Linked DNA regions of Mus musculus: region 2 is linked to region 1. The links are chromatin loops, found by intact Hi-C in ENCODE. Cell type or tissue: left cerebral cortex. All regions are shown on one strand. Links, peaks and the distances in the headings refer to the core of each region. The heading gives the core; the rest is flanking DNA. Region 1 holds the start of Gm5431 (predicted gene 5431). Region 2 overlaps 9930111J21Rik2 (RIKEN cDNA 9930111J21 gene 2).

Region 1 (8,525 bases), core at 6-8,005:
AAAGTCAGTACTACTCAGTAATAGATGACATGATCTGAAAAGATGTAGGAAGGCAAAATGATCAGTTAGGGGGGTGAGCCCTGAGACAGGACTAGGCTACCAAAGTACTGACTAGAGCTCTCAGGAAGCCCTGGAGTTGTCCACTTCAGCAGAGCTCCACCTCCCTCTATGCCGAAGGATGTGAAACCTTTTCAGCTGACTGTGTAAATAAGACACAGAGGTCTGGGAATAGAAACTAAAACCTAACCTCACTGCAGTCCCTCCCTTTAAGGACAAGGAAGGTAAGATTCAGATCTAGGAATTGCAGAACAAAGAGCAAAGTCTGTGGGGACTAAGATCTGGAAGGAAATATGAAAACATCCAATTTGCTTCCCGTCTATTCTTCTCTCCAGAGCACCCAGACACCAACACTCTGCATCCCATCTGTTTCCTGAACATCCCAGCTTAGAGGATTCCAAAGAGAGCTACCCCAGTGACCTTGCTCCCAGAGAAGAAGGAGGTGAAATCACAAGAAGACCACTGGCATCACTGCTCAGGAACAGGTACCTGAAGGGTTCTAGTACAGCTTGGCCAGAAATCATGTGCTTACTTGTGGTATCAAAGATAGTCTCCTGGTAGCAGTGCAGAGGACCTTCGGTCATGGCTTATTTCACTCAGGGGTTGTTCACAGAAAGGCTCTTCTCTGTGTTCTGCACCACAGAGCAGCCCCAACCCACCAGCAAGGCAGCAACAAACTTCCCTATCACAAGCACATCCTAGGTCTGTTGCTCTTCTGATGCCAGCTTGAGCTTGGAGAAAGAGGGCAGCTTGTGTGACCAGATTCCTCACAGTCAATACGGGAACCTCTTTGGTGTAGGATACTTGTTGTTGTTGTTGTTGTTCTTGTTGTTCTTGTTGTTCTTGTTCTTGTTGTTCTTGTTCTTGTTCTCGTTCTCGTTCTTGTTCTTGTTCTTGTTCTTGTTCTTGTTCTTGTTCTTGTTCTTGTTCTTGTTCTTGTTCTTGTTCTTGTTCTTGTTGTGGAGTTTTGTTGTTGTTATTTTGGTTTTGGTTTTGGTTTGGGGTGAAACTGGATCACACTGTGTGCCTCTGACTGACCTAGAACCTGTAGACCAGGCTGGCCTCAAACTCAAGGAGATCCAGCTACCTCTGCCTCTCTGCTTCCTAGGGCTGAGATTAAAGGCATGCTCCACCACACCCAGCTATACTGGAGCTATTTTATTTACCCCCATGAGGATAAAATCCTATCCAGAACACCCACTGCTATTTCCTCTTCTAGAAGGGAACTGTGAGAAGCCTCTCTCTTCAAACTTCTCAGTTCCCCTTTTCAATGTAACCAGCACTCATGATACCTTAACTGTTTGGGGGAGGGGGGTTGAGGAGTCTTCATAACCAGCAAATCATGGGGAAGTAGCCCACCCTTGGGGCTAGGATTCCCACTGAATCGTCTTTAGCTTTACATAACGGTTTTTGGTTGGCCACACCACAGCCAGTCCTGTGCCACAGCTCTCTGGCTGTCCTCTGGGTTTGAAGCTCTCAGTTCCCATTATTCTGAAGTCCACTTGTATATCCCATATATGCTACTATCTAGCTCCCCCCCCCAAAGCTATTTTTATTCCTCTTATGGCCCTCCTTCCGGTTTCCTGGCCTCTGCAAACACTTCCTACAACATAAATATACATACCTAAAAATGAGAAGCTGAAATCCACATGTGAGTGAAAACATCAGGTTTGCCTTTCTGACATTGGGTGAACTCACTTAACATTTAGTAGTTCTGCCAGTTTGTCTGAAAATTATACACTTGCATTTATATTTATGCATGAATCCAGTTCCATTGTGTCTCTGTGGCACATTTTCATTATCCACTTATCATCTAAGCTGATTGTATTTCTCAGGTATTACTAGAGCAGTAATGAACATGATGTTCCAATATCTTTGTGCTAGGATATAAAGTCCTTTTGGGCTATGCTCAGGAATGGTGTCACTGACCCCATAATGGCTGTGCTTGTTTACAGCCCCACAGCAGCAAATAAGGACTCCCCTTCTGCTACATCCACACCAGCATCTGTTGCCATTTTCTCTCTTGATGCAAACCTCTCTGACTCAGGTGAGATGAAATCCCAAAGTGGCTACAATACGCATGCTTTAATGGCTGAGGCTACTGAACACATTAAAGAAATATTTACATTTATTGGCCATTTGTATTTCTTCTTCTGGAACTCTGTTCAGTTACATGCCCCATGGTTTGATTGGGCTGTTTGTTTTCTTATTGATCAGGGTTTTTGTTTTAAATTCTTTGCATATTTTGAACATTAATCTTCTGTTGAATGAATTGCTAACAAGGATCCCCTCCCATCTGGCAAGCTGTCTCTTTCCTTGTCTGTTTCCTTTACTGGACAGAAGCTTTTAATTTCCATGAACTGGTAGCAAGAATCTACATGCATTAAAGGAGATTTAACACAGTGACTAACAACCTGTGATCTGGCCACTCTAACAGTAGATGTTCCCTGAAGAAAAGGCCAAGAACTCAATCCATGAGGCAGACTATCACAGCTGGTCTTCAGTGTACACTGGCAACCCTAAGAGGTGGGCTCTAATACCAGTGAAGGATTGGCTCAGCAGCAAAATGGGCGAACTTGTCAGAGCAAATGAGATCAAGCAGGCAAAGAAGAAAAATCTCCTTCTTCCATATCCTTTTACATGGGCTGCCACCAGAAGATGTAACCCAGATTTAGGGTAGATCTTCCAACCTCAAATGACCCAGTGTAGAAAAATGTCTCACAAGTGTGCCCAGCTACTTGGGTTTCAGTTAATTCTAGAGGAAGTCAAGTTGACCACCAAGATGAGATATCACCTGGGGTTTCTTAAAAGACAAATCTACAATGCTTACTTATGTTGGGGTCCAGAAGTTGCCCTACAAACCACACCATACACCAGTCTCAGTCAGCCACAGATATTTTATGGAGAATTTGCCCCAGGACTGACCAATCAGTGCCACAGACCAGATTTGGGAGCTGATTAACTCTGAGCCAGATTCATACAGAGCTTTGAACCCTGAAAACCACAAATCTTTGTGCCAAATTATTCCACTAATCTGTATTTAGGTATAAGAGACTTCCTGGCATGCTTCTCTTGTCCTCATTGGTTGGGTGACTCAACTGTGGCAGGGTGACTTGACTTGCCTAGCATTCATGTCCCAACTTGCCAACCAGGGTGTCAGTTACCCACGAACATGGCAGAAAGTAGGATGTCAATTCCCAGGGAGGTCTCAACTCCAAGCATATTGTGGCTAACTATATAAAGCAGGTCCAGTTGACCTCTGTTATGATTGGTTTCCAAGAACAATAAAGCATAGAACATAACAGACTTTGGTTTAACAGTTAACTCAGTCATGGCAACGTTCCCAGTCAGTAACAGCACATGAGACAGTTTCCTTTAACAGTTATGACAGCATATGAGAAAGTTTGCTCATTGCTACCAAAGAAGAGCATCCAGCTAAAAAGCCTCTAACCTACAAAAGTAATCTGCCTGCAAGATATACTGGCACAGAAGTTATAGGAGTAAACAATCACATGTTAAAATTGGATTTAAGGCCCATGCCATGAGAAAGAAGCAGTGTCTGACACCACTACAAGGCCAAAACCCTGAAGCTAGACAGGTGGACCTAAGGGAAAACTTACTACATTATTTTGATAAAGGAACATAGCGATAAAGTGACTCCTAAAGACATTGAAATACCCAGAGATCAATTATACCCATAGATCAGTGCCTCATTCAGCTGTCATCAGAGAAGTTTCTGTTTGCAGTAGATGGCAATTAACAGAGACCTACAACTGGACAGTTGAGAGACTTTGACCACCTTCTGACTTGTTTTCTTTTGAGTATGTTAACATTGGTGGATCTTATCCTAATTCTATTTCTTGATTTTTGGAGGGGACCCCAAACAGTTCATCATAACAGCTGTATTAATTTATATTCCTACCAATAATAGCTCCTATTTCTTGAGAGAGAGAGAGAGAGAGAGAGAGATTGCTCATAAGAGCATAAAATGAACGGCTAACCAGGCAATAAGTACCCAGGCCATAACAAGTTAGTTTTTCTACTACCAAGTCTTCCAGCAGCTGTACCATTAGAGAAAATGACATCAAAAGATTTTGGAGGGTGTGTGTTTTCTTTTGATTTTTCAAGACAAGGTTCTCTGTATAACAGGCCTGAATGTTCTTGAACTCACTTTGTAAACCAGGTTGACCTTGAACTCATCTGCATGCTTCTGCCTCTGTAGGCCATGTTCCTGGAGCAAACACACATACATTTTGTATGGTTAGCTTCAGCCTGTTAAAGACAACATGTGCTACATCTTTTTTCTGATATCTGGATTCTTTTGTCTGAACAAATTCCAGTTACATTAATTTATTTTTCTGAAAATGTCAGGGTTTCATTTTTCTTCACAACTGCATAGAACCTAATTGTGTATATGTACCATAAGGTCTTTGTCCATTCATCTGTATATAAATATCTACACTGAATTAATTTCATAGAGACCATCAACAGAGCAGCTATAACCACGGATGAGCTTGCATCTGTGTGATCTGTTGACTAACAGTCCTTCAGGTTGAAGTGAGAAGTGTACCTGGGACAGTAATCCATTTCTGAAAGAAATGCACCAACTTCTAACAGTGAAGATGGTTCCTCTTTTCTACATTTGTTGGTGGTGGTGGTTTCTTGGTGGTACCATTATGATTTAATTGGCCTTTCTCTGATAGTTCAAGATATCAAGTAAATATTCAAGTATGTTTTAGCCATTTCATTTATTCTCTTGGTGACTGTCTCTACAGCTCATTAGCCCACGAATAGACTGAATGATTTGGGATTTTATTGTTTCAGCTATTTTTACATTGTCAAAACACTACACCCCTCTCCCAGTTCTCAGATCATTTCTGTTGTCTCTTCTGCATCACACTAAGCATTGGAAGCTGTACTTTAGGTATCACATTTATGGCTGAGCATTCAAAAGTCACTTATGCTCAATTCTCTGACCATTTTGAGTTAATCTAAAGTTACTCTTACTCACTATACAGAACAGCTTCTAGGGCCAAAGTTAACAGCATACCAATAAGTAGATACAAATATAAATATTTAAATGGCAAATTGAAGAACATATCATGCACATTTCACAAAATAACAGTAGCAGCTTCCCCAGCAGAGCCTATGACCTCCACAACCACAAGGATTTTAATTGCCAAAGCAAAGGGTTTTCAGCACCAAATAGTGAAAGAACTTTTGTAGATATCAAAGTCATAAGAAACCCAAGAAGGGTAGTTCAAGAGGCTCCTGCATCCTTAGGATGCCTTCTGACCATGAGCTGAGCTCTCCCATTGAATTTGCTACCATTCATGTCAATTATGAAGTAAATTTGAAAACCTGAACATTACTGTGCATGTCATAATGTGACCTTACCTGTAAAGGCTGACAAAACTATGAATTTGGGTAATTTCTTTTTTTTTATTAGATATTTTCTTCATTTGCATTTCAAATGCTATCCCTTTCCTAGTTTCCTCTTCAAAAGTCCCCTAAACCCTCCCCCTACCCTGCTCCCCAACCCACCCACTCCCACTTCCTGGCCCTGGCATTCCCCTGTACTGGGGCATATAATCTTAGCAAGACCAAGGGCCACTCCTCCCATTGATGTCCAACTAGGCTATCCTCTGCTACATATGCAACTAGAGAAACAAACTCTGGCGGATACTGGTTAGTTCATATTGCTGTTCCTCCTATAGGGTTGCAAACCCCTTTAGCTTCTTGGGTACTTTCTCTAGCTCCTTAATTGGGGGCCCTGTGCTCCATCCAATAGATGACTGTGAGCATCCACTTTTATATTTTCCAGGCACTGGCATAGTCTCACAAGAGCTATATGAGGGTCCTGTCAGCAAAATTTGCTGGCATATGCAATAGTGTCTGCATTTGGTGGTTGTTTATGGGATGGATCCTTGGGTAGGGCAGTCTGTGAATGGTTCTTCCTTCCATCTCAGCTCCAAACTTTGTCTCTGTAACTCCTTCCATGGGTATTTTGTTCCTCATTATAAGAAGGAACGAAGTATCCACCCATTGGTCTTCCCTCTTCTTGATTTTCTTGTGTTTTGCAAATTGTATCTTGGGTATTCTAAGTTTCTAGGCTAATATCCACTTATCAGTGAGTGCATATCATGTGTATTCTTTTGTGATTGGGTTACTTCACTCAGGATGATATCCTCCAGATCCATCCACTTGCCTAAGAATTTCGTGAATTCATTGTTTTTAATAGCTGTGTAGTACTCCATTGTGTAAATGTACCACATTTTCTGTATCCATTCCTCTGTTGAGGGACATCTGGGTTCTTTCCAACTCCTGGCTATTATAAATAAGGCTGCTATGGACATAGTAGAGCATGTGTCCTTATTACATGTTGGAACATCATGCCAGGAGAGGTATTGCTGGATCTTCCGGTAGTACTATATGAACTTAGGTAATTTCTTTTCTCGACAGAAGTCTGGGCATCTTAACCCCAGGCTGAGCTCAAGCTTCTGATCCATAGAGCCGCCTCCTTAGTGCTGCGATTACAGGCTTGATTTTGGTCTTGAAGAATGAAAAACAATGTAAAGAAGAAAATAGTCAAAGGAGTGTGAGTCAAACCAAAATTTAAACCTAAAGCCAGGAGTAAGTGCTGTTCAGCCCTGCACATTTGATTGAAGGGGAGAAAGTCCCTGTTTATAATGAAGAGGCAGATGCTGGGCCCTGCTCTTCCAATGGTTGTTTTTGCTAAATTAATTTGTTGACTTTCCTGGTTCTTTCCTCCCTTTAGTATCATCAACATTTCCCAGGAATGGGTCAGACTTCCTCTTCTACACTCCCTCCAAAGGACGATCCTGATTTCATCGCCAGCTTTGGCACAAATCTTCAGAATTTCAAGATGAAAACCAAAATCCTGTCTCAGGAATTAATTGCCTTCATTGAATCATCCCTAGAGGATGGAAACCTTCGGGAAACAGTTTCTGCAATCAGCAGTGCTCTGGGTGGCATAGAGAAAGCCCCACTGAACATTGCAGTGATGGGGGAGACTGGGGCTGGAAAGTCCAGTCTCATCAATGCTCTCCAGGGAGTGGGGGATGATGAAGAAGGTGCAGCTGCTTCCACAGGGGTGGTACATACAACCACTGAGAGAACACCATACACTTACACAAAGTTTCCCAGTGTGACACTGTGGGACCTGCCTGGCATTGGATCTACTGCCTTCCAACCACATGATTATCTGAAGAAAATCGAGTTTGAGGAGTATGACTTCTTCATTATTGTCTCTTCCGGACGCTTTAAACATAATGACGCAGAGCTTGCCAAAGCCATTGTGCAAATGAATAGGAGTTTCTATTTTGTTCGAACCCACACAGATCTTGATTTAATGGTTGTAAAACTGAGTGATCCTAGGAAATTCAATAAAGAGAACATCTTAGAGCAGATTCGAAATTCTATTTCAAATATACTTAAGGAGGTTACCCACCAAGAACCTCCAGTCTTCTTAGTTTCTAACTTTGATGTATCTGACTTTGACTTCCCAAATCTGGAATCCACCCTTCTGAGCCAGCTCCCAGCCTACAAACACCACATGTTCATGCTCACGTTGCCTATTGTTACAGATTCCACCATAGACCGGAAGAGGGATATGCTGAAACAAAAGATCTGGAAGGAATCCATAATGCCAAGAGCATGGGCTACCATACCATCCCGGGGACTGACCCAAAAGGACATGGAGATGTTGCAACAGACTTTGAATGACTATAGATCTTCCTTTGGCCTGGATGAGGCATCACTGGAAAACATCGCTGAGGATTTGAACGTGACACTGGAGGAGCTCAAGGCAAACATTAAGTCTCCACATTTGCTCTCAGATGAGCCAGATACATCCTTAACAGAGAAACTATTGAAGTACATTGGAAATCCTTACTTTTCAAAGGTTTTCCACTTGCAAAATTATTTCATTGACACGGTTGCAAGCGATGTTAAAATTATCCTCAGTAAAGAAGAGCTTTTCACAGAGCAGGTGAGCTCATTCAACTCTAAGGCCTCTCCATATTGGGAGGAGTCCGTGGGCAAAGTGTTTCCAGTTGGTCCAGGAAGCACCTTTCTATTTCACTTCTTTGAGATGTTTCAAAGTGACTCTGACAAACTTTGTCATGTCCATGTTCTGCTCCTGTTGACATCCTGGGGCCTCTCTGGTGAGACTGTTACATGATGCGCTCCTAAGGCTTTTCACTGTAAATCATCTCATTTCTCTGGTGTTTATTTGCTTTGTATTCAAGAAGTGTCTCAGTTAGATGGCATGCTACTTGTCAGTTTGCTTTTGATACCCCATGTGTGACAATCTGATGACGTTTTTCATACCTGTTTCCCTTTAAGAGATTCAAGGTTTTTATCTTACAGCAAGCTCTTTGGGCCACACAGGGTTGGTTTTTGTATAGTGTGAAGGGTGAGTGTCAAGGTTTAACCTTTCCTGATGT
Region 2 (8,525 bases), core at 84-8,083, 150 kb before region 1:
TTTTTTTCCATTTTTATTAGGTATTTAGCTCATTTACATTTCCAATGCTATACCAAAAGTCCCCCATACCCACCCACCCCCACTCCCCTACCCACTCACTCCCCCTATTTGGCCCTGGCGTTCCCCTGTACTGGGGCATATAAAGTTTGTGTGTCCCATGGGCCTCTCTTTGCAGTGATGGCCGACTAGGCCATCTTTTGATACATATGCAGCTAGAGTCAAGAGCTCCGGGGTACTGGTTAGTTCATAATGTTGTTCCACCTATAGGGTTGCAGATCCCTTTAGCTCCTTGGGTAATTTCTCTAGCTCCTCCATTGGGAGCCCTGTGATCCATCCATTAGCTGGCTGTGAGCATCCACTTCTGTGTTTGCTAGGCCCCGGCATAGTCTCACAAGAGACAGCTACATCTGGGTCCTTTCGATAAAATCTTGCTAGTATATGCAATGGTGTCAGCGTTTGGATGCTGATTATGGGGTGGATCCCTGGATATGGCAGTCTCTACATGGTCCATCCTTTCATCTCAGCTCCAAACTTTGTCACTGTAACTCCTTCCAAGGGTGTTTTGTTCCCAATTCTAAGGAGGGGCATAGTGTCCACACTTCAGTCTTCATTCTTCTTGAGTTTCATGTGTGTTAGCAAATTGTATCTTATATCTTGGGTATCCTAGGTTTGGGGCTAATATCCACTTATCAGTGAGTACATATTGTGTGAGTTCCTTTGTGAATGTGTTACCTCACTCAGGATGATGCCCTCCAGGTCCATCCATTTGCCTAAGAATTTCATAAATTCATTCTTTTTAATAGCTGAGTAGTACTCCATTGTGTAGATGTACCACATTTTCTGTATCCATTCCTCTGTTGAGAGGCATCTGGGTTCTTTCCAGCTTCTGGCTATTATAAATAAGGCTGCTATGAACATAGTGGAGCATGTGTCCTTCTTACCAGTTGGGGCATCTTCTCTATCCCTACTTCTTAAGTGTGTTTCTTTCCAGAGTTTTGAGCACCATGTTTTAAAGGAAAGTCCTTTATCCAATAAGATCCTTTGAAAGAAAAAAAAAAAAAAGGAGACATGGAGAAGGGAAGAAACAAACAAACAATGGTCAGGTGCTTGTAGCCCTATGGGTTTATGTCTGTATTATCTGAGCTCTCATGCTTTTATCATGTCTGGTATCCAGACCATACCATGTGCTTTTCTTAATGTGGTTCTGAGGCAGAGCTTGAAACCAAGGACAGTGATGTCATGAGTATTTTCCCTGCCTCAGGCTTGTGTTGTCTGGGATCTTTCATACTTTCAACTAAATTTAATTTTTTTTCTAATTCTGTGAATGGTGACATTAGAATGTTGATAGAAAATGCATTGAAACTGTAGATTAATTTTCTTAAGCCAGCCATATTTTTTGTTTCTCTACTTTTCTAGCTGTGATTTTTTATTAGATAGTTTCTTTATTTACATTTCAAATGTTATCCCTTTTCCTGGTTTCCCCACTGAAAACGCTATATCCCATCCCCTCACCCCCTGCTCACCAACCCATACACTCCAGCTTCCCGGTCCTGGCATTCCCCTATAATGGGGCATCCAGCCTTCTCTGAACCAAGGGCCTCTCCTCCCACTGATGTCCAACAAGGTCATCCTCTGCTATATATGCAGCTGGAGCCATGTGTCTCTCCGTGTGTACTCTTTGGTTGGTGATTTAGTCCTTGGAAGCTTTGGGGGTTCTGGTTGGTTCATATTGTTGTTCGTCCTATGGGGCTACAAACCCCTTTAGCTCCTTCAGTCCTTTCTCTAGCTCCTCTTTGGGAACCTTGAGCTCAGTCTAATGGTTGGCTGAGAGCATCCACCTATGTAGTTGTCAGGCACTGGCAGAGTCTCTCAGGAGACAGCTATATCAGGCTCCTGTCAACAAGCACTGAAAATCCACAATAGTGTCTGAGTTTGGTGACTGTATATAGAATGGATCCCCAGGTGGGGCAGTCTCTGGATGGCCTTTCTTTCTGTCTCTGTTCCACACTTTGTCTCTGTATCTCCTCCCATGAATATTTTCTTCCCCCTTCTCATAAGGACCAAAGTATCCAATCTTTGGTCTTACTTCTTCTTGAGCTTGATATGGTCTGTGAATTGAATCTTGGGTATTCTGAACTTTTGGACTAATATCCACTTATCAGTGAGTGCATACCATGTGTGTTATTTTGTGATTTGGTTACCTCATTCAGGATGGTATTTCCTAGTTCCACCCATTTGTCTAAGAATTTCATGAATCACTGTTTTAATAGCTTTGTACCGCACCATTGTGTAAACATACTACATTTTCTCTATGCATTCCTCTGTTGAAACCCATCTGGGTTCTTTCTAGCTTCTGGCTATTATAAATAGGACTGCTATGAACATAGTGGAAGATGTGTCCTTATTACATGTTGGAGCATCTTCTGAGTATATGCCCAGGAGTGGTACAGCTGGGTTCTCAGGTAGTACTGTGTCCAGTTTTTTGAGGAACTGCCAGAATGATTTCCAGACTGGTTGTACCAGCTTGCAATCGCACCAGCAATGGAGGAGTGTTCCTGTTTCTCCATATCTTTGCCAGCATCTGCTGTCACCTGAGTTTTCAATCTTAGTCATTCTGACTGGTGTAAGAGGATCTTGAACTTTTTTTTAGGTGCTTCTCAGGCCTTTGGTATTCCTCATTCTTTGTTTAGCTCTACACCTCACTGTTTGATTGTGTTTTTGGTTCTCTGGAGTCTAAATGCTTGAGTTCTTTGTATATATTGGATATTAGCTCTTTATCAAATGTAAGGTTGGTAAAGATCTTTTTCCAACTGTTGCTTTCTGTTTTGTCCTATTGACAGTGTCCTTTACCTTACAGAAGATTTGCAATTTTATGAGGTCCCATTGGTTAATTCTTGATCTTAGAGCACAATCCATTGCTGTTCTGTTCAGGAATTTTTCCCCTGTGCACATATCTTCGAGGCTTTTCCCCACTTTCTCCTCTATTAGTTTCAGTGTCTCTGGTTTTATATGGAGTTCTTTGATCTGCTTAGACTTGACCTTTGTACAAGGAGAAAAGAATGAATCAATTCAAATTCTTCTACATAAACGCCGCCAGTTGTGCCAGCACCTTTTGTTGAAAATGCTGTCTTTTTTCCACTGGATGGTTTTAGCTCCCTTGTCAAACATCAAGTGACCATACGTGTGTGGTTTCATTTCTGCGTCTTCAATTCTTTTTTTTTCAATTTTTTATTAGATATTATCTTCATTTACATTTTAAATGCTATCCCAAAAGTCCCCTATACCCTCCCCCGACCCTGCTCCCCTACCCAACACACTCCCACTTCTTGGCCCTAGCATTCCAATGTACTTGAGCAGATAAAGTTTGCAAAACCAGGGGGCCTATCTTTCCAATGATGGTCGACTAGGCCATCTTCTGCTACATATGCAACTGGAGACACGAGCTCTGGAAGTAATAGTTATTTCATAATGTTGTTCCACCTATAGGGTTGCAGACCCCTTCAGCTCCTTGGGAACTTTCTCTAGCTCCTCCATTGGGGGCCCTGTGTTCCATGAAATAGATGACTGTGAGCATTTACTTCTGTATTTGCCATGCACTGGCATAGCCTCACATGAGACAGTTGTTATCAAGGTCCTTGCAGCAAAATCTTGCTGGCATATGGAATAGTGTCTGGGTTTGGTGACTGATTATATGATGGATCCCTGGGTAGGGTAGTCTCTGGATGGTCCATCCTTTCATCTTAGCTCCAAACTTTGTCTCTGTAACTCCTTCCATGGGAATTTTGTTCCCTATTCTAAGGAGGAATGAAGTATCCACACATTGGTCTTCTTTCTTCTTGATTTTCTTGTGTTTTGCTAATTGTATCTTGGGTATTCTAAGTTTTGGGGCTAATATCCACTTATCAGTGAGTGCATATTAAGTGACTTCTTTTGTGATTGGGTTACCTCACTCAGGATGATATCCTCCAGATACATCCATTTGCCCAAGAATTTCATAAATTCATTGTTTTTAATAGCTGAGTAGTATTCCATTGTGTAAATGTACCACATTTTCTGTATCCATTCCTCTGTTGAGGGACATCTGGGTCCTTTCCAGCTTCTGGCTATTATAAGTAAGGCTGCTATGAACATAGTGGAGCATGTGTCCTTATTACCAGTTAGAACATCTTCTGGGTATATGCCCAGGAGAGGTATTGCTGGATCTTCCAGTAGTACTATATCCAATTTTCTGAGGAACTGCCAGACTGACTTCCAGAGTGGGTTGTACAAGCTTGCAATCCCACCAGCAATGGAGGAGTGTTTTCCTCTTTCTCCACGTCCTCGCCAGCATCTGCTGTTACCTAAATTTTTGATCTTAGCCATTCTGACTGGTGTGAGGTGGAATCTCAAGGTTGTTTTAATTTGGATTTCCCTGATGATTAAGGATGTTGAACATTTTTTCAGGTGCTTCTCAGCCATTCGATATTCCTCAGCTGAGAATTATTTGTTTAGCTCTGTACCCCATTTTAATGGGGTTATTTGAATTTCTGGAGTCCAGCTCTTTGAGCTCTTTGTATATATTGGATATTAGTCCCCTATCAGATTTAGGCTTGGTAAAAATCCTCTCCCAAACTGTTGGTCGCCTTTTTGTCTTATTGACAGTGTCTTTGGCCTTACAGAAGCTTTGCAATTTTGTGAGGTCCCATTTGTCAATTCTTGATCTTATAGCACAAGCCATTGCTGTTCTGTTTAGGAATTTTCCCCCTGTGCCCATATCTTCGAGGTTTTTCCCCACTTTCTCCTCTATAAATTTCAGTGTCTCTGGTTTTATGTGGAGTTCTTTGATCCACTTAGACTTGAGCTTTGTACAAGGAGATAAGAATGGATCAATTCGCATTCTTCTACATGATAACTGCCAGTTGTGCCAGCACCATTTGTTGAAAATGCTGTCTTTTGGGCTTGGTGGCGCACACCTTTAATCCCAGCACTTGGGAGACAGAGGCAGGCAGATTTCTGAGTTTGAGGTCAGCCTGGTCTACAGAGTGAGTTCCAGGACAGCCAGGGCTATACAGAGAAACCCTGTCTCAGGGGGAAAAAAAAAATAGGAAAGAAAGAAAATGCTGTCTTTTTTCCACTGGATGGTTTTAGCTCCCTTGTCGAAGATCAAGTGACCATATGTGTGGGTTCATTCCTAGGTCTTCAATTTTATTCCATTGATCTACCTGCCTGTCTCTGAACCAATCCCATGCAGTTATTATCACAATTGCTCTGTAGTACAGCTTGAGGTCAGGGATGGTGATTCCCACAGAAGTACTTTTATTGTTGAGAATAGTTTTTACTTTTCTGGGTTTTTTGTTATTCCACAACAATTTGAGAATTGCTCTTTCTAACTCTGTGATGAATTAAGTTGGGGTTTTGATGGGGATTGCAATGAATCTGTAGATTGCTTTAGGCAAAGTAGCCATTTTTACTATATTCATCTTGCCAATCCATGAGCATGGAAGATCTTTCCATTTTCTGAGATCTTATTCAGTTTATCTCTTCAGAGACTTGAAGTTCTTGTCATACAGATTTTCACTTCCATAGTCAGAGTTAGACAAGGTATTTTATATTATTTGTGACTATTATTAAGAATTTTGTTTCGCAGCGGGCATGGTGGTACATGCCTTTAATAGCAGCACTCTGGAGGCAGAGGCAGGCAGATTTCTGAGTATCAAGCCAGCCTGGTTTACAAAGTGAGTTCCAGGACAGCCAGGGCTATACAGAGAAAACCTGTCTCGAAAAACCAAAAATAAAATAAAATAAAAATAAAATTGTTTCCCTAATTTCTTTGTCAGCATGTTTATCCTTTGAGTACAGGAAAGCTACTGATTTGTTTGAGTTAATTTTATATCTAGCCACTTTGCTAAAGTTGTTTATCAGCTGTAGGAGTGCTCTGGTGTAATTTCTGGGGTCACTTAAGTATCCTATCATGTTATCTTCAAAGAGTAATATTTTAACTTCTTCCTTTTCAATCTGTATTCTTTTGACCTCCATTTGCTGTTTAAATGTTCTGGCTAGGACTTTGAGTATGATATTAAATACCTAGGGAGAGAGTGGGCAGCCTTGTCTAGTCCCTAATTTTAGTGGGATTGCTTCCAGTTTCTCTCCATTTAGTTTGATGTTGGCTAATGGTTTGCTGTATGTTGCTGTTACTATGTTTAAGTATGGGCCTTGAATTCCTTATCATTCCAAGAATTTTGTCATGGAAGGGTGTTGGATTTTGTTAAATGCTTTCTCAGCACCTAATGAAATGGTCATGTGACCATTTTTTTTCTTTCAGTTTGTTTATATAGTGCATTATATTGATGGATTTCCGTATGTTGAACCAACCCTGAATCTCTGGGATGAAGCCTACTTGATCATGATGGCTGACTGTTTTGATGTGTTCTTGGATTCATTTTGCAAGAATATTATTGAGTATTTTTGCATCAATATTGATAAGGGAAATTGGTCTGAAGTTCTCTTTCCTTGTTTGGTCTTTGTGTGCTTTAGGTATCAGAGTACTGTGGCATTGTAGAATGAATTGGGTAGTGTTCCTTCTGTTTCTATGTTGTGGAATAGATTAAAGATATTGGTATTAGGTCTTCTTTGAATGTCTGATAGAACTCTGTAATAAACTTATCTGGTCCTGGGCTTTTTTTTGGTTGGGAGACTATTAATGACTGCTTCTATTTCTTTATGGGTTAGGGGACTGTTAAGATCATTTATGTGATCATTATTTAACTTTGGTACTTGGTATCTGTCTAAAAAATCGTCCATTTCATCAAGAATTTCCAGTTTTGTTGAGTGCAGGGTTTTGTAGTAGGACCTGAAGTCTTTTAATTTCCTTGGTTCCTGTTGTTATGTCTCCCTTTTCATTTCTGATTTTGTTAATTTCGATGCTGTGTCTGTGCCCTCTGGTTAGTCTGGCTAAGTGTTTATCTATCTTGTTGATTTTATCAAAAAATAATAATAATAACAGCTCCTGGTTTTGTTGATTCTTTGTATAGTTCTTTTTCTTTCTACTTGGTTGATTTCAGCCCTGAGTTTGATTATTTCCTGCCTTCTGCTCCTCTTGGGTGTACTTGCTTCTTTTTGTTCCAGAGCTTTCAGAGGTGCTGTCAAGCTGCTAGTGTATGCTCTCTCCAGTTTCTTTTTGGAGGGACTCAGAGCTATGAGTGTTCCTCTTAGGACTGCTTTCATTGTATCCCATAAGTTTGTGTGTGTTGTGGCTTCATTTTCATTGAATTCTAAAATGTCTATAATTTCTCACTTTATTTCTTCCTTGACCAAGTTATCACCGAGTAGGGCATTCTTCAGCTTCCAGGTGTATGTGGGCTTTCTATTGTTTTTATTGCTATTGAAGACAAGTCTTAGTCCATGGTGATCTGATACGATGCATGAGATGATTTCAAACTTTATGTGTTGAGGCCTGTTTTGTGATCAATTAAATGGTCAGTTTTGGAGAAGGTACCATGAGGTACTGAGAAGAAGGTATATCCTTTTGTTGTAGGATAAAATGTTCTATAGATATCTGTTGAATCCATTTGGTTCATAACTTCTGTTAGTTTCACTGTGGCTCTGTTTAGTTTCTGTTTCCATGATCTGTCCATTGATGAGAGTGGGATGTTGAAGTCTCCCACTTTTATTAGGTGAGGTGCAATGTGTGCTTTGAGCATCAGTAGAGTTTCTTTTATGAATGTGGGTGCCCTTCCATTTGCAGCATAGACATTCAGAATTGAGAGTTCTTCTTGGTAGATTTTCCTTTGATGAGTATGAAGTGTCCTTCCTTATCTTTTTGATAATTTTTGCTTGAAAGTTGCTGTTGATATTAGAATGGCTATTCCAGCATGTTTCTTGGGATGATTTGCTTGGAAAAAAAATTTTTCAGCCTCGTATTCTGAGGCAGTGTCTGTCTTTGTCACTGAGGTGGGTTTGCTGTATGCAGCAAAATGGTGGGTCCTGTTTACATATCCAGTCTGTTAGTCTCTATCTTTTTATTGGTGAATTAAGTGCATTGATATTAAGAGATATTAAGGAAAAGAAATTGTTGCTTCCTGTTATTTTTATTCCTAGAGGTGGAATTGTGTTTATGTGAGTATCTTCCTTTTGGTATGTTAAGAGAAGATTGCTTTCTTGCTTTTTCTAGGGTGTAGTTTTCCTCCTTGTGATGGCGTTTTCCATTTATTATCCTTAGAGGGACTGGATTTTTGGAAAGGTATGGTGCAAACTTGGTTGTGTCATGGAATATCTTGGTTTCTTCTTCTATGGTAATTAAGAGTTTTGCTCGCATAGTAGCCTGGGTGGGCATTTGTATTCTCTTAGGGTCTATATGACATCTGCCCAGGATCTTCTAGCTTTCATAGTCTCTGGTGAGAAGTCTGATGTAATTCTGATAGGTCTACCTTTAGATGTTTCTTGATTTTTTTCCCTTACTGCTTGTAATATTCTTCACTTAATGCGTTTGGTTTTTAAATTATTATGTAATGAGAGGAATTACTTTTCTGGTCCAATCTATTTGGAGT

What was found. A loop is a pair of places that touch in the nucleus more often than their neighbours do. Peaks named below come from ENCODE experiments on the same cell type or tissue, not always from the same donor. Only the 100,000 strongest peaks of a DNase experiment are listed, where the experiment ranks them.
Region 2: it touches region 1 in a loop (9-fold over the local background); 5 of 42 quality-filtered maps call a loop at or near these places.

Annotation. Positions count from the first base shown.
Region 1 is chr11:48,893,878-48,902,402 of GRCm38, reverse strand. Gm5431 (predicted gene 5431) reads left to right here and starts at 251. Exons shown (of 5, transcript NM_001024230.2): 1 at 251-281; 2 at 393-542; 3 at 2,013-2,104; 4 at 7,665-8,068. The coding sequence starts at 7,691. In left cerebral cortex, for the core only: no CTCF peak of the experiment used is centred there; a DNase peak (open chromatin) is centred at 3,470.
Region 2 is chr11:49,040,453-49,048,977 of GRCm38, reverse strand. The region is part of intron 2 of 9930111J21Rik2 (RIKEN cDNA 9930111J21 gene 2); the gene reads left to right. Among named protein-coding and RNA genes, the nearest start is that of 9930111J21Rik2, 6.5 kb to the left of the region's middle. In left cerebral cortex, for the core only: no CTCF peak of the experiment used is centred there; no DNase peak of the experiment used is centred there.